Linked DNA regions of Mus musculus: region 1 is linked to region 2. The links are chromatin loops, found by intact Hi-C in ENCODE. Cell type or tissue: left cerebral cortex. All regions are shown on one strand.

What was found. A loop is a pair of places that touch in the nucleus more often than their neighbours do. Peaks named below come from ENCODE experiments on the same cell type or tissue, not always from the same donor. Only the 100,000 strongest peaks of a DNase experiment are listed, where the experiment ranks them.
Region 1: it touches region 2 in a loop (8-fold over the local background); 2 of 42 quality-filtered maps call a loop at or near these places.

The regions. Positions count from the first base shown.
Region 1 is chr4:124,261,475-124,269,474 of GRCm38, reverse strand. No RefSeq gene overlaps it. Among named protein-coding and RNA genes, the nearest start is that of Gm40242, 6.9 kb to the left of the region's middle. In left cerebral cortex, no CTCF peak of the experiment used is centred here; DNase peaks (open chromatin) are centred at 2,891 and 3,738.
Region 2 is chr4:124,206,087-124,214,086 of GRCm38, reverse strand. No RefSeq gene overlaps it. Among named protein-coding and RNA genes, the nearest start is that of Gm40242, 62 kb to the left of the region's middle. In left cerebral cortex, no CTCF peak of the experiment used is centred here; DNase peaks (open chromatin) are centred at 3,772, 7,368 and 7,455.

The sequences.
Region 1 (8,000 bases), 55 kb before region 2:
AAAAGGCAGGCTGCAGTTCAATATTAAAAAAAGCACTTTCCACCCAAATAGCTGCCTGGAAATGTAATAGCCAGGAAGAGGGTGCTCCCTGCTCCCGACTGTGATGAGTGGAGGCTCCCGCTGCTGAGGAGATTAATATGTTGGATGGAGGGCTGAGTTACATTACTTTTAAGGTCCCTTCCAATTCTAGGATTCTGTGACTTCCTAACAGTGTGAACTCCCCACCCTGGAGAGAGGAAGCCAGATTGGACCCGAATCTTCGAATGTAATTATTTGCACAGAAAAGCAAAGGTGTTCAATAGTTGTCTTGGGTCACCTCTGTTGCCCCAGCCAAGGGAATAAAAAGGCTTCTTTCCTTCTACCTCCAGTGTTGGGGTCCCACCTCGTCTCCCCTAGGAGGCTTCTGTAAGCAGAATCCCACCAGCCAGCTCTGCAAAGGAGAGAGAGACAGAAAGACACACACACACACACACAGAGAGAGAGAGAGACAGACAGACAGACAGACAGACAGACAGAGGATTAGAAGTAGGAAGGGCTTTTCACTCTCAAAACCATATCTCCTAAACCTCCCCCAATGAACACTACCAACTAGGGACTATGTATTCAAATAGTGAAGTCTATGGGGTGCATTTCTCATTGAAATGTACAAGGTGATAGTGAGACAAGAAAAACACCATCCCTGCCCTCAGAAACCCTACAAAATGTCAGAGCTGTTATGTTAATTGCACACTGTGTAATAGAGACAGCTCAAAGGTGCTCTGGACTATGCCATGAGCCTACCCTGGAATGTCCCCAAACCCCAAGAAGAGGTGACCCACACTGAACTGCAGAGGTCATTGCTAGACCAGCAACATCCGGCTCAATATTCTGTAAGCTGGCAGTGTTCCACGATCTACCGGGATGGAAGCCACTGGCCACACATGCCCTTGAGCACCTGAAATGTGGCCTGTGTAATCTGAGAACAGTAGGAGAGGTAGACTATGGACTGGCTGGGAGGCGACCAGCTTCTGGAAGGCTCATGATCTATCTGTGCTGGAGCATCCACACTTTTGTCAGAGTAAAAATACAAAGGGTTTCAGTAGAGAATGCTAAAGCTACCAGTGCAGCAAGGTATGAAGGGTGAGTGTGGAGACAGACAGAGGCCAACGGGACAGACCAGGAGCCCAAGCGACAGAGCTGCTGGGTTGCTGAAGGGCTGAGCTACATGGGAAGAAAAAGGACGAAGACTCAGGACTTGTACCACTGACTCAACTTGCCACAGGTTTCTAGTGGAATAAAATGCCAAGGGAGAGTGATCGTATGCAAGGGCACCAAGAGTGAGACAGGGGCTAAGAACCCCTGAAGAAGTAAAGATGGCCTGGTATGGATCATGAGGCAGAGAATGTGACCCCAGATCTAAATGGACTGTGCTAAAAGGACAGCCCTAAATGGATACAGAGTAGGGCCAATCCTATCTATGTACAGCTGTGAACTCCTGGATTATCTAGAACCCTGGCATCCCTGAATTAAGCTCATAAAGATCTAGGAATGGTTCTGTCACACTCAGGGAACCCACATCACTAGTGACACCAAGTGTGTCTGTATTGGGTTAGCAGAAAAGGACACAGGGCAGAGCTGGGCACTTAATGGGTGAATGGGCTAGCAAAGGTATGGAGAAAACCAGAGAGGCAAGAAACACTGAATGCTTGTGTCACAGAGACAGGTCAGAGTTTCTGAGAGGAATGGTCCTGAGTATCAAATGCCACATGAAAAGGAAAAGAAGGGCCATGAATTGGTGGTTGGGAGGCTAGATAGGGGAGATAGGAACAGATATAGAGGAGCTGGAGGGCCTGGGAGGACATGGGGTCTGTGGGGCCCTGGGAGGGGGCTCTGGGGGTCTGTGGGGCCCTGGGGGAGGGCCTGGGAGTCTGGGGGTCCTGGGGAGGTCTGTGGGGCCCTGAGGGGCTCTGGGGGCCCTATGGGTCTGTGGGGCCCTGGGGGAGAATCTGGGGGGCCTGTGGGGTACTGGGGGTGGTCTGGGGGCATGTGGGGCTCTAGGGAGGGTCTGGGGAACTTTAGAGCCCTGGGGTAGGGCCTGGGGGACCTGTGGGTCCCTGGGGAGGGCCTGAGGGTCTGTGGAGCCCTGGGGGTCTGTGGGCCCCTGGGGGGTCTGTGGGTCTGTGGAGCCCTGGGGGAGGGCCTGGGGGACCTGTGGGGCACTGGGGGTGGTCTGGGGGGGTATGTGAGTCCCTGGGGGTGTTACCATCATCAGGCTTTCACATTTCAGACCCACTTCCTTACAGCACAGCCTGGAGACCCAGGGCCTTGGCTTTTAAATATGTTAAATGTTGTGGAGTCACAAATGCCTGGACAGTCTCCTCTTCCCAGGAAACCCCACCTGCAAATGGAGCCATGTGTTTCATCTCGGGACCCCCAGAAGCTCCTCCACACGGATCCTCACATTTAAAAGGGAGAAGTTTAAGTCAGTTGGTTACTTGCTGGCATCCTCCCTGCAGTATTTGAATCCTTCTCAAATGGGCTGCTGTCAAAATCTGAAGCCAGATAGAAACCTTCACTTCCTCCATCCCAGAGACCCTGCAGTCTCAGTCTCATCCTGGTTCATTCACTTTTCCAAGCTTATTGTTCTGCTGCCTGCCAATCAACTCTGAGCCACTATACACATTAGCATCTCTAAGGCCTGAGTTGGTGCCTCTGCCCAGAGTTGTGTAGCTGGCCTTTCCCAAGGTCCTCAGCCTGGAGGACAAAAGGGTCAGACGTAGTTACAAAACAGTGGACACTACTGCCCCCCACCTCCGCCCCCATAACACAGTGCCGGTGCAAGGGCCTGCTCCTTGGGACTGGTGGCATAGTGCCAAGGGATCTTGTTCTTTTCCAAATGAATGCCTTGGCTTGTGGACGTCCTATAAGCCATGCACTCATTCTGAGTTTTAACTTAGTTGTTAAAACCTTTATAGAGTAAAACTGCCAAAAAACCTCACAATCTACTAGGGCTGCAGCTAACAATAGCTTCAGCCTCACACACTACCGCTTTGTTTTTAAATAGCCACTGCATATATTTAAGGTATGCTATTCGATGTTTTGACATGAATATCCACAGTGGGATGAGTACTTCAGTCAAGCAGTTAATGTAGCCGTCCCACACAGTTACCTGTTTTGTTTTGTTTTCCTGGTGAGAGTGCTTAACATCTAGTGCTTCTTGCAAGCCCCTGTGCTGTAGCACAAAATTAAAGACCCCTGTCCTCAGACTGCACACTGGGGTATCTAGGGCGGATTCATGCTAGGTTAGTGTATTCTTGCTATTGTGTACACAGTCGTGTACCCTCAGCCCAGAATCTTCCTGCCCTGCCCTTCCTTCGAGTGTTCTCTGTCCAGATTCTCATGCCCACCACAAAGCAAAGAGAATGCTTGTTCTCTGCTATGGTTCGTCAAAGCAAGGCAAAGCTAGCAAACTCCCTCAGAATCCACCCTCAGACAGACCCCCGCATCACTTCCAGAATGTTATCTGTTACAAGTTATGTCGTGTCACATAGGATGGGGCTCCGCAGACGGTGTTGGCTGTTCTGAGCTGCTGCTATTGAGTGTGATATTGGCCCTTTAGATTTCACAGACAGCCTCTCAGAATACAAACACACACTCACACTCGTACTCCCGCACACACCCCTCCCCTCAGCAGCCTGCGCGGTATGCTCCGTGTGGGAAATGTGTCATCGCGCCTCTCTTTGGGAAGCAGTGAGATCTATGTGAGTTTGGGAACTGCAACAGTTTGCATGTTGAGCGGGTACAGGAGCTTTCCAAGCGCCCGCCTCCTCCCCCAAGCACTGTAGCGTTCTGGCACTGTTCACCTGTCTCATTTTGCCAAAGCCTTGGATGGAGACTTCCTCCCTCCCCACCCAGCGCACCGCTTAGAATAGGCCCGCCACAGAGGACAGCGAAACTCTGTGGTTCCTGTTGGTTTGCTCGGAGATGATGCGTGGTGGGCTGTTTAACATTCAGAGCTTCCCCAGATGACTTCCGGTTTGGACTCTCTCTGCTGCAGCCGTCCAAAGCTGAAATCGTTGACCTTGTGTTACAGGCGAGGGAAGGGCAGTGCAGAGACATCAGATGGCTCGCTCAAGCCATCTTCCACACTAAGCCACAAGGAATAGATGAGAAACCCTGGCTTCAGGGTCAGGACCGTCTCCCTGAGTTACCGTGCCAGTCATAGCCATCTCGAGTGTTTCTTGCTTGCTATTAGTAACTTTAACTCACAAGGCATCGCATTTATCTGGTCCCTGAATTAACTCTTAAGACTACAGAAGGCTTTCTGTCTATTGATCACTCTCTTTATTGCCCTTCCCACCCTGAGAATCAGAGAACTGTTAGCTGGAGATGAATTTGTGTCATAAGGCAATGCCGATCGATACAACGACGACGATGATGATGTCATCTTTCAGCCTCAGGCTTTCAGTTTTGCTCTTCTGTGGGAGTGATCAATAGTCGTTACTTTTATGTGAAGAGAGAAGAGGGACCGGCAGTGGACTCTAGAGTCCTGGTGCTAACCCCAGGGTCCCAGCTCCTCAGTCCCAGGTCTCCTGGGCCTCAGCCTCATCATCTGAGGGATCGCAGTAGCTTGTCACCATGAGACTCGATTATGAGAAAACCCCACAGATTGGAACAACAGAAGCTGGTCATCTCAGACTTCCAGAGGCTGCAAGTCCAAATCAAGGTATAGGCAGACAAAGCTGGTGTCTTTTCCGGTATCTCTGCTTTGCTGGCCTTAGACATTCTTTCTTCTGTGTGTAAATAGGCCCGTGTGTCCACAGCCCACATTTCCTCTTCTTTAAAACGATCAAAACCAAAACAAACAACCCCCCCCCAAATAAAACACCAACAAACAAACCACCCCCTGAACAAACAAACAAACAAACAAACAACACCTGTCAGATTGGATTGGAGCCCATCCCAAAAGCCTTATTTCTTTAAGGACTCTTATCTCCAGATACATTCTAAGCCATAAGTCATGAGGGGTTCAGCGATTAGATTTGGAGACCATAACTCCCCTCAAAATAAGTTGTGAGAAACAAACAGAATATTCTCTTTAAGGCACGAAGCGTCTTTAAAACTTCTGTTCCAGAAACATCTGCTGTCACGACCTCAGAGTCTTTATCTAGAAGATGAAGATAGTAATGAATTCTCTCTTCGGATGTTGATGCGGAGTGCCTTGGAGCCTACACATGCCGCGTGGCAGCACACACGCCAGGCACTGAGGGGATGGTTTGAACTGACCAGTTCAATGATCTCATTGTTGCTGGGTCACAGCTCTCCCCAAGTCACAAGTGAACTGAGTTTGAGCCGATCTCCTTTGGGTTCTGGGTTGTGGCATAGCATCCAATGAACATAAGACAGTGCTCTCAGGTGCTCTGGTGGAAACATCTAGTAAGCAATCTAAACTGCTGTAACTGGCTGACAACTGGGAGCCGGCTATTCCAGAAGGAAGCCACTGGGACCTCAGGAGAGACTCTTCCCATGTCCCGGGATAGCAAGATTATTAGTTTAAATACTGTGGAATCACCATTCTTCAGAAACAGTGCGTGCCTGAACTAAGACTAACCTCTACTATGTGGATTCATCTTTCTGGATGAGTTTTCATTGATTGATGCCTGTGGTTATGTCAGAGGCAGAAGACAGAGAGAGACCAGGAGAGGGAGAGCACCTGGCCCTTGGTGATGTAACATCCTGTAACTGGGTAGAGAGCAGTCTGTTCAGAGATTCCACTTAGGTGAAGCCTGGACTCTTGGCTAAGAATTCCAGGATGCTTCCCTGTGAAGCAAACCTAGACTTCAAACAAACAAACAAACAAACAAACAAACAAACTGGAGTTAAAGACAAAAGTTGGTTTTTCTTTAATAAATTAATGTATTTAGTCATTATTGTGTGAGTGTGAATGTAAGCATGTGAATGTGGACATGTATGTGCTATGGGGCATATGTGGAGGTCAGAGGACAACTTTTGGGAAGTTGGATAGCTCCTTCCATATTGTTTTTGAGGCAGGCTCTCTCCTGTGGTTTTTGTATGACAGCTTGGGTGGTAAGAATATTAACCTCAGCCAGGCATGGTGGCGTACGTCTTTAATCCCAGCACTCGGAAGGCAGAGGCAGGCGGATTTCTGAGTTTGAGGCCAGCCTGGGCTACACAGAGAAACCCTGTCTCGAAAAACCAAAAAAAAAAAAAAAAAAAAAAAAGAATATTAACCTCTTGAGTCATCACCCCAGCCCACAGAAACAGTTTCAATATAGATTTAATTCTGGGCCTTTAAGGAGGAGGGAGGGATGGAGAGACAGAGAGGGAGGAGAGGGAGAGAGGGGGGAGGGGAGAGGGGAGAGGGGAGAGGGGAGAGAGAGAGAATCTTAGGAAAAGGGCACAGGTCCAGACTACTGAAGAGAGTGGTCAGCTCTTCTGAGGTTGAGATCATGATCATAGTTAGTTTTAGAGGCACGCTGGCTGGGATTACAGACTGATAGGATAAAAACATAGTTAAAAGGGTCAGAGGAGCCGGGTGGTGGTGGTGCATGCCTTTAATTCCAGTACCTGGGAGGCAGAGGCAGGCAGATTTCTGAGTTTGAGGCTAGCCTAGTCTACAAAGTGAGTTCCAGGACAGCCAGGGCTATACAGAAAAACCCTGTCTCAAAAAAAAAAAAAAAAAAAAGAAAGAAAGAAAGAAAAAAGAAAAGAAAAGAAAAAGAAAAAGAAAATAAGAAAAGGGTCGGAGGAATCCTTACTCTCTTAGGTCACAAGGAAGTTAAGAGACACAGAAGACTCAAAAAATTATAGATTTACAGCTGGTTAAGCCCAAAGATCATATACCTTTTAGTCTTAGGCACTGTTCATTGCTATTTTAATATTGTTATTTAAACTATTTCTGTAAAAAAAGAAAAAAAAAACAAGAAATATATGTAGGTAAACTTTACAGCAATTTTTAAAGCTGTGCTAAATTTGTTTGTTTGTTTGTTTGTTTGTTGAGACAGGGTTTTACTATGCAGCCTTGGCTGGCCTGGTATTTACTATGTAGACAAAGCTAGTCTGGAATTTATAGTCTCCTGTCCATGCCTCCAGAGTTTTAGGATTATATGCCTGTACCGCCATAGTAGTACATAAATCTATTTATGTAAAAAAAAATTATTGGTGGTGGTGGTGGTGCATGCATGTGGTGTAGGTTTTCTCCTCCTGCCTTTTCCTGGTCTCTGGGTATTGGACTCAGGCAATCAGCCTTCCACAGTAAACATGTTTACCTGCTGAGCCATTTGGAGGGCCCTACACTTTTTTTCTTAGCAGCTGGCATGTGACTCTGGCATCCTTACTTCCTCCCACCCCTCCCTCTCCTGTGTGTCTTTTGTCTGTTAGGAGCATCCTCATCCTTCATATCATCCCGGTTCTTTTAGACCCTGCCTCCCGGTTTCTATTGAGTTCTTTCTCTGTGTCTCTTCTATCTTCAAAGTTTATAGCTCTGTTTACTATGGAGGGCTGCATTGTAGTGAGAATTCTGGTTTCTTTGGAAAACACAGAAACAGTATGGGAATATGTTTTTGTTGTAATTCCAGACATGGGACACGGGGCTGCTTCAGATTCCCCACAGCAGCTGATTGTGATTTGCCTCATGCTCTAGCAGGGGTGTGATCTCACCAGCTGCAGATGGTTTCTAAAATTGTGTGACATTTCGAATTCTGGGGATTTTTCAGAGGGTTATATAAAAGTTAGGGTCCCCGAGATGTGAAGTGGTTGTTGGTTGGTTGCTGTTGGTCACAGTTTGTTAAGTAGTCATGTGCAAAGAAAAGAGAAGAAATTAGATTAATATCCTGACAGAGAAGATCAAACTTGCCTCATCCCCAGAACTCAATGCTCCTAATCAGCAGGAAGTTGTCTAACTATAATGTTTCTTCTATCATTTTTTCTCTCTATCTAGTGTTAGGGGGTTGAGAGAGTCGAAGAAAAAGAAGAACCCACAAAGTAGCCAAGGTAAAGGA
Region 2 (8,000 bases):
CAGCTAGTGGCAAGCAAATCGGTCTGGCTGCAGAGGGCTTGCTGGCATGGGCTCTGCTGGCTCCGTTCAGTGTCTGTGGAAAGCACAAGGCCAATGCGGGAGCAGCTCTTTAAAGATCCCAAGAAGGGTAGGTTTGTAAGGAGTCAGGGGGGCAGCACAAGGACCCTGAGCCGCCATGTGCTCCGAATCAGGTTTGTAATTATGGTGGCCCAGCTTTTGCTCTGCATCTATGCAGACCTGAGCCCTTGGGAGGTGGCAGCAGAAAGGAACTTTAGTGTAATGTACAGAGAGGACCACAGAGGGACAATCCAGAGTCATGGTAGCTTTCCTAGGGCTCAGGACAAGTCAAATGCAGATGGCAGCACTACGTAGGGGCTATGGGACTGTGCATGTGTGACTATGCCCTTCATTTTCTCAGGATACCTTCCACACAAGTGTGAGAGGAGCTGGGGACAATTCAAAGTCAGCGACAGGAACCTGCACCTACGGTGATAAGCAAACTAGCAGCACTCACACTTTGCTCATTAATAAATTAACTAGTTAATTAATTAAGTGATATTTTACTGATTACCTGGCTTGATGATTAATTTTATGTCTCAGCCAGTCTGAGGCACGGAGTGTCTAGACATTGGTCAGATCTTCAGGGTGCGCCTGTGAGGGTGAGATTTAACATGTCTACTGACCGAGTTGGCCCCCCTAATGCAGGCAGGACTGCTACTAGAAGCTGTGGTTACAAAGAAACTGCCAACAAAACCGGCTTGATCTCTTCTCCTGCCCTCAGACTGGCTCTCATACCAGGCTCTCATATCTGGCCTTTGTCCTTGGACTAGAGGGACATCACCAAACACTTCCAGGTCTCCCGCTCACCAGTGCTAATCCTGGGTCTTCTGGGTATATGTGATTATAATTAGTATCTCTCTGTCTCTGTGTTCCTGCCTCTCTGTCCAGCCCGGGCCCTGGGTGGAGAGATGACTCAGCAGTTCAGAGGACACACTGCTCTTCCCAAGGACCCGAGTTTGAATCCCAGTACCTACACCAGGCAGTTCACAAGCACCTGTAACTCCAATTCCAAGGGGAACCAACACCTCTGGTTTCTGTGGATACCCGCACTCACATCCACGGACACACACACATACTCATGCATAATTAAAGATATCAAAAACAAACACCCTCCTCTTTTCCTCTAAATCTCTTTTTGTTTTGTTTTGCGCATGGCCGGCTGGGAACTCACTATGTAAAGCCGGGCTGGCCTTAAACTTAGGCTTCACCTGCTTCAGCCTCTTAAGTGCTGTTATTACAAGCATGGATCACTACGCCCACCTTTGCAGTGGGTCTTTCGGTACCCACACACTGTTGAGTGTACCTCACTAATCTCTGGCTATCCCTGACAACGCACCAGCTCTGTGCCAGGCTAGCCTAGGCTAAAAGGGCGCCAGCAGCAGCCCCTTTGCAGCTGAGAGCAGAGAAGAAAGAGATGAGAGGATGCCTATGCTCAAGTGGCTGAAGTTGCTGAATTCATGAGGTTTCTAGAGATAACTCGAGCTGTGGGGGTGATCAAGAGAGTGTGTGTGGGGGGGTCCTAAAATAAAAGGCAAATGCCAGAGGCAATAAAGGATATGTTAATTAAGCCTAATGATATTACATTTAAAGGTCCATGGGACTATAGGCTGGAGAAGTGTGTGTGTATCTGTGTGTCTGTGTGTGTATGTATGTGTACAGTTACACATATGTATATATGTATGTATGTATGTATGTATGTATGTGTCTACAGATTATAACTAAATCAAGATAGTCAAATGCCAGACCCTTTGTAACAAACCCTACCACTTTACACTATTCTCAAGGAGGATGAGGACAAATGCTTAGATTTTTTCACTGAGGGTAGAAAATCATGTCGACATGCAATGTTTGTACATGTATGTCATCTGGGCTCAAACCGTGTATTGGGTACAGTTACCCAAACACAGACACCCTGAAGTTTCTTAGATTTCTTTGGAAATCAGGTCTTGCTCAGAGCAGTCCTGAGTTCTAGGCCTGATGAATCTTGGCATTGAGGTGGCTCAATTAGACAGAGCCCATTGGGGGAGGAAGCTGTGCTCCCAGCGCAATACACCTCTGCTGAGGAGACCAGAGCAAGCCTCTATCGAGGTGGGTGTTGGTTTTTGTTTGGTAAAGGGCATGTTGTTCTAGTGGTTCTCATCTAGTAGACCAGGACTCCCGTTCAAGCCAGCATGAGCAGATTAGCCCCAGGGCCTGCTGGGAAGGCAAGTGACCTGGTTCCAGACAACTAAGATTGTTGTCTCTGTTCTTCACAAACCTCTGAGGTTCTGTGGTCAACATTTCTCACGTCCCCTGCCTGCTACCCTAGCCCAGCTTCCTGGGCCAACTATATGGGCTCTACCTATCTTGTAAACACTGACTACGGGACTTATCCTAGACCAGGGATTGTGGCTAACAGGAGGAATCCAGGCATGAACAAGACACGGAATTTTACACCAAGCCCTGGAAGCCAGCTAGCTTTGTTTTAATCCCAGAAAAGTAAGAGGACAGAGGACTGGGACCTGGAACACTAATCTTTCCTCGTTTCATCCGTCATTTCCCAAAGCTGGATTTTTGGAGCATTAATTCCACCCATTTCCTTCCCTTCCATGAGTAAGTTTGGAACAAACCAAGAGAAAACTTAGAACACAGATGCACACACACACACACACACACACACACACACACCCTTACATCTACACCTACCCAGACTAAAGAATCCATCTTAACCTTAATGGCTTAGTTGCTTTTCAAGTACAAAGAGATTTTACAGACAATTTCTTAGATATTAAAGGACAGAGAGAGAAGAGAGAAAAATAAAAGGAAAGATCTTGCATCTTGTTCAGAATGAATTAAAATTAAGTTAGGAGTCAAGCTTTCTCTCCCGCTGAGATATGAGTATGGGCTCTTTCTTTCCTTTCTGCCGTTTCATGTGCACTCAATACTCGATAGCCAGCGTGGAGGCCTGGATGCTGTTTGCTACTCTCAGGTTCTCCTTCCAGGCACAGACCGCATTGCACAGAGATGGTGTGTCTCAAGGCAGCCAGCTCTGGTCAATGAGTTGTCAACAGAGATGACACGTATTGCTTCTGGACCAGAACATTTAACTGTTTGGTGTTTAGCCGTCACTGCAGTGCTCCCAAGCTCCCTGTTGTGTGGTGACTGACAGTGTTCAAGGTGGTGGGTGCTACTCCCACCCCCACCCCCACCCCCATCCCCATCAGAGCACACAGGGGCACAGAGCACAGCCTCTTTCTGACTCCTCATATATAGGTGGGAAGCAACCTTTACCATCACAAGACATTAAAATTTGAAAGCTCCTTGCTCCTGCAGCTTCATGGGTTTATTTTGTCTTCTCTATCCATAATAAATGGGAAAAAAGAGGATGCATTTAAATGAATTTTCCCTGATGTTTCCAAGGGCATCCAAGTTGACCATAGATGACACCAGTTCGTGGCAGACCCCAAATGTCTCAGCTCTGCCGCATTCATGTTCACAGGCGGGTTTAAAGAGGAGACCATGCCTCGTTCGGAGAGATTCGGTCTCGCCTTTGCATTAAACATCAGGCTGCTTCCTCTACCGCATGGCAGGTTTTCATCTCCTCTGAATAATTTTTTAGCAACTTGAGAAACTGCAATCCAAACATATAGTATTTTTGGCTGGAAATTAAAACACGTCACTTTTAAAACATAAGCAGCATGCCCTGAATGTTTATGGTAAAAAGCTCACTCCTGGCCAGACTGCAAAGCTCGCATTACCGAGAGGCAAACCCTGGAGCGTGCTGGCAGTTTGCGTCCCAGTTCGTCCTTCCCACACAGTACGGTGACTGTGAATCATGTCTCCTCTGGCACATGAACTTCCAGGCTCTATGACTCCTTCCATATCAAAGAGAGACTGTCTAGAATTTCCCCCTTGCTGTCAGGAGAAGCCTATGGAAGTGGAAAGACAGGTTTCTGTCCACCGCACCACTTTTTTGATGAGCCAGGGATATCCGTCCTGAAGATGTGACTCAGTTGACAGGGCACTGAAGAGGCAGCATTCAGAAGGCCCTGGGTTCAGTCTCCACCACAGCATAACCTAGACATGGATGTGCATGCTTGTGATCCCTACAGTCAGGATGTGGAGGCAGGAGGGTCAGACATGCACAGTCAGGCTGGATTTATGAGGAGTTTGAGGCCAGGCTGGGCTATGTGATTCTGGGTCTCTAGAACGAAACAAGTGGAATTTCCAAAGATACTACCCAGAAGGCACAGACTACCCTCAACAAAGGTGAACATCAATGATGATGATGATGACGATGACGACAATGATGACAATAACAATGATGGTCTTGGTGTCATTGACATGAGTGACACACACCCAGGGTAGCTGCCACAAAAGACTATGGCCTTGGCCAGCACACATTTCCAATCAAACCAAGACTATTCAGAATGTAACAGGGAACTGTGGGAAGTGGTGATTCCTACCAGAGTTAGCTCACTAGGAAAATACAATTTCAAGGCATTGCCTCTTTATGTGACTTCTTAAAATGTTGCTGGGTGACAAAGCCAGGATTCTCTTATCAAAATGAAATCTGTAGAATACAATTTTCTGCTCAAACAATGTGGTTTATACAAAGCGCCACCCTTGCGTGTCAGATGAGGGAATATAAAACTCTTCTATAATGGATATATTGTTTGCACACAAAAAACCTTGTGAATCTATGTTTCATGCCAGGCCTCATTTGCCATCTTCGGGAAAAGGGGGAAAACTCTCTTGTCTCCCTTTGTTTTTAACAAAAATGTCAGAAGACTATGTGTACCTCTTTATTGGGTAGGACTCCAACCAAGACACTGCAGAGAAGACTCAAACACTAGTCAACGCCGATCCTTCTCACTGGCTTAAGATGACCCAACACTTCCCTCCGTGGTGAGTTCTGAGCTACAGAAATGTACTGTGTGCTTGCTAAGGACTCTGCACTGTTATAGCACCAGGAGAGTCCAGGCGTGGGTGGGTGGGTGGATCTCGGACTTGCTCCTGATGGTCTTACCATCTAACACTTTGAGGAAAAGGCAGGACTGTGGAGGCAAAGAAACTCTGTTGTTACAAGACAGCTAAGGAGCCAACTGGCTTTCATCGTCTCTTTGCAGTATGCCTACTGTGTGCCAGACCCAGTGCTATACATGGAGGAGGGAGAAGCAGGCCGGAACATGTCCTGCCCTCAGGGATGCCAAGGAATCTGAGAACTCAATGGAATGAAAGAGAGCATCTAACTGGGAGCAGGAGAGTTTTTAAGGAAATGGCTCAGTCCTTATGGTTCTGACTACACAGACATAAGGACCGATGCTCAGGTCCCCAGCACCCGTGTAGTACTGTGCACCTATAATCCCAGCACTGGGGAGGTGGAGGCAGGAGAATCCCTGGGACTTGCTGGCAGCAGAATCAGTGAGCTCTAGGTCCAGTGAAAGACCCTGCCTCAGAAAACAAGTTTAACAAAGATTATGAAAAATACCCAGGATTGGGGAGATGGCTCAGAGGTTAAGAGTATTGACTGCTCTTTCAGAGGTCCTGAGTTCAAATCCCAGCAACCACATGGTGGCTCACAACCATCTGTAATGGGATCTGATGCCCTCCTCTGGTGTGTTTGAAGACAGCAACAGTGTACTCATGTAAATAAAATAAATAAATCTTTTTAAAATTATTTACATGTATGAGTCTTTGTCTACATTTAGGGGCTGGTGAGATGGCTCAGTGGTTAAGAGCACCGACTGCTTTTCCAAAGGTCCTGAGTTCAAATCCCAGCAACCACATGATGGCTCACAACCATCTGTAATGGGATTTGATGCCCTCCTCTGGTGTGTTTGAAGACAGCAACAGTGTACTTATATACATACATACATACATACATACATACATACATACATACATACATACATACATACATACAAAGGAAGGAAGGAAGAAGGGAAGGAGGGAGAAAGGAAGGAAGAAACAAAAGATACCCAATGTTGGTCAAGGATTCTGTTATATCATCAAGAAGAGTTAGCCATAAGGACAGTACTCTGAGATGGTGTGGAAAGGGTTGGTCATCCCTCTCCCTGTCCAGACTCTGCCTCTGGGAAGAACTCATGAAGAACTAACAGTTGACGGATTCCAACCTGGTTAATGACAAGATGAATCTTAGTGGTGAAGAATGAGTGTGTCCTGTATCTGAGGCTTAACGAGTTTCAAGAGTTCCAGTGACTTGTCATACAGCATGAAGCATGATGATGAGAGCCGGGGGACAGGCTGGGACTGGATTCAGGAAGAGTCCCTCGAGGTTCTTGCAGAGCATCTGGAGTTTGTGCTTGTGCCATGGGAGGGCTGTGAGCCGAGAAGTGGACACAACTGTGTAAAGACTTCCTCCAGCTACTGGGTAGAGAATAGGCCTTGGAAATACAAGGCAGGAAGCAGTGATATGATCTAAGGAGCTGCTACTGTGGCCTAGGACAAGACGGTGACAACCGGGGAGCACCTACGACACAGTTGAGGAGGAGAATACGTCTGGGTATAATGTGTGTCGGCCATTAAATACGCTCATTGGTGTGGGAATGGAAAGCAAAGAAGAATCCAGACTATCCCATGGCTTTGCAGGGTGAGCACACCGATGTGGTTACTGACTGAGAAATAGTGACCGTGTATATGTGAATACTCGGGGCAGCACAGGGCAGGGTATGCTTTGCTAGAGATCAAGTTTTGCTTTGAGCATCGAAGCCTTCAGATGTCTACAAAGCCCTCAAGAAGAAACTGAAGTGGAGCAGGTACGTGTGCCGGTAAGAGCACAGAATAGGGCTAGAGAGCATGTTTTGACATCATTAGCATATAGATGCTATTCCAGAGCAAGGCCTGCACTGAGGTTACCTAAGGAAAGAGCCACAGTGGAAGAAGTCCAAACACTGATCCTCAAGGGGTTCTGTGGATCAAGGATCCACAGCCCTATAGATCAAGGGCAGTCTTCAGTCTTGACTTCGGCCTTGGCCCTTACAGGCCGCACGCCCGGCAGGATAAACTGCGGGGAAGAACTGAACCTCCAAGACCATTTTGAAACTAATTTGAATACTGTATGTACATAATTAAAAACAGTTGGCCCCAAAGATTAATAACTCCTTCTACATCTTCCTTTGACAGGCGCTGTGATTTGCCGGGTGGGGCGGGCGGGGCGGGTTCGTTCTGAGTTGTTTAACACCTTCACGTTGCTTTAAGCAAAGTGTGGGGCGGCGACAGAAAATGCCACATTGCAGATGCCTGACTCAGGGACGGGACTCTGACTTCACGCCTCCGATCGAGGCAGAGACTCACTTCTGACGGAGGAAAAGTATTATAAAAATATATATGTAACACATATTCTATTCCTGATTTAGGTCTATAATCTTATGAGCCAGACTGTAATGAATAAAGTTATAATTAGCTGTAGATGAAGAACACGCAGCCGTGTTTTCTAGGGTGCACTTTAGGGCTCCGGTCCAATCTGCACATTTACAAGCTGTGCTATTCTCATCGACTTCCACAGACTCCACTCAGAGACAGAAGAAGCTGCATTATTGATTATAGAGTGTGCATCTCGCTTATCTCTCTACTACACCCTGTGGGGTGTGCAAACACAAGAGGAAGGAACAGCCAGGAAACCAGGAAAACACAACCCCATCCTCACGAAATCTTCCCCCAAATAGCAGCGTGGATGCTTGATCTAGGCCAGAAAACCTCTGGCATATCACCCCCACCACTACCCGCTACCTACACGATTTATAAGTTTGAGCGGATTAGATAGAGATGACCTTGAACTGCTGCCACGTGTGCCGAGAGACCCTAGGCAAGTCATTTCCTCTCTCTGGACCCCGGCTTTCCATCTGTGAAATGAAGCGTGGACCTGATTGTCTTCAAGGGCTTTAACATGTGTTCTAGCCGATGAAACCCAGAGCATGTCACCAGGCAATGTCCTGAAG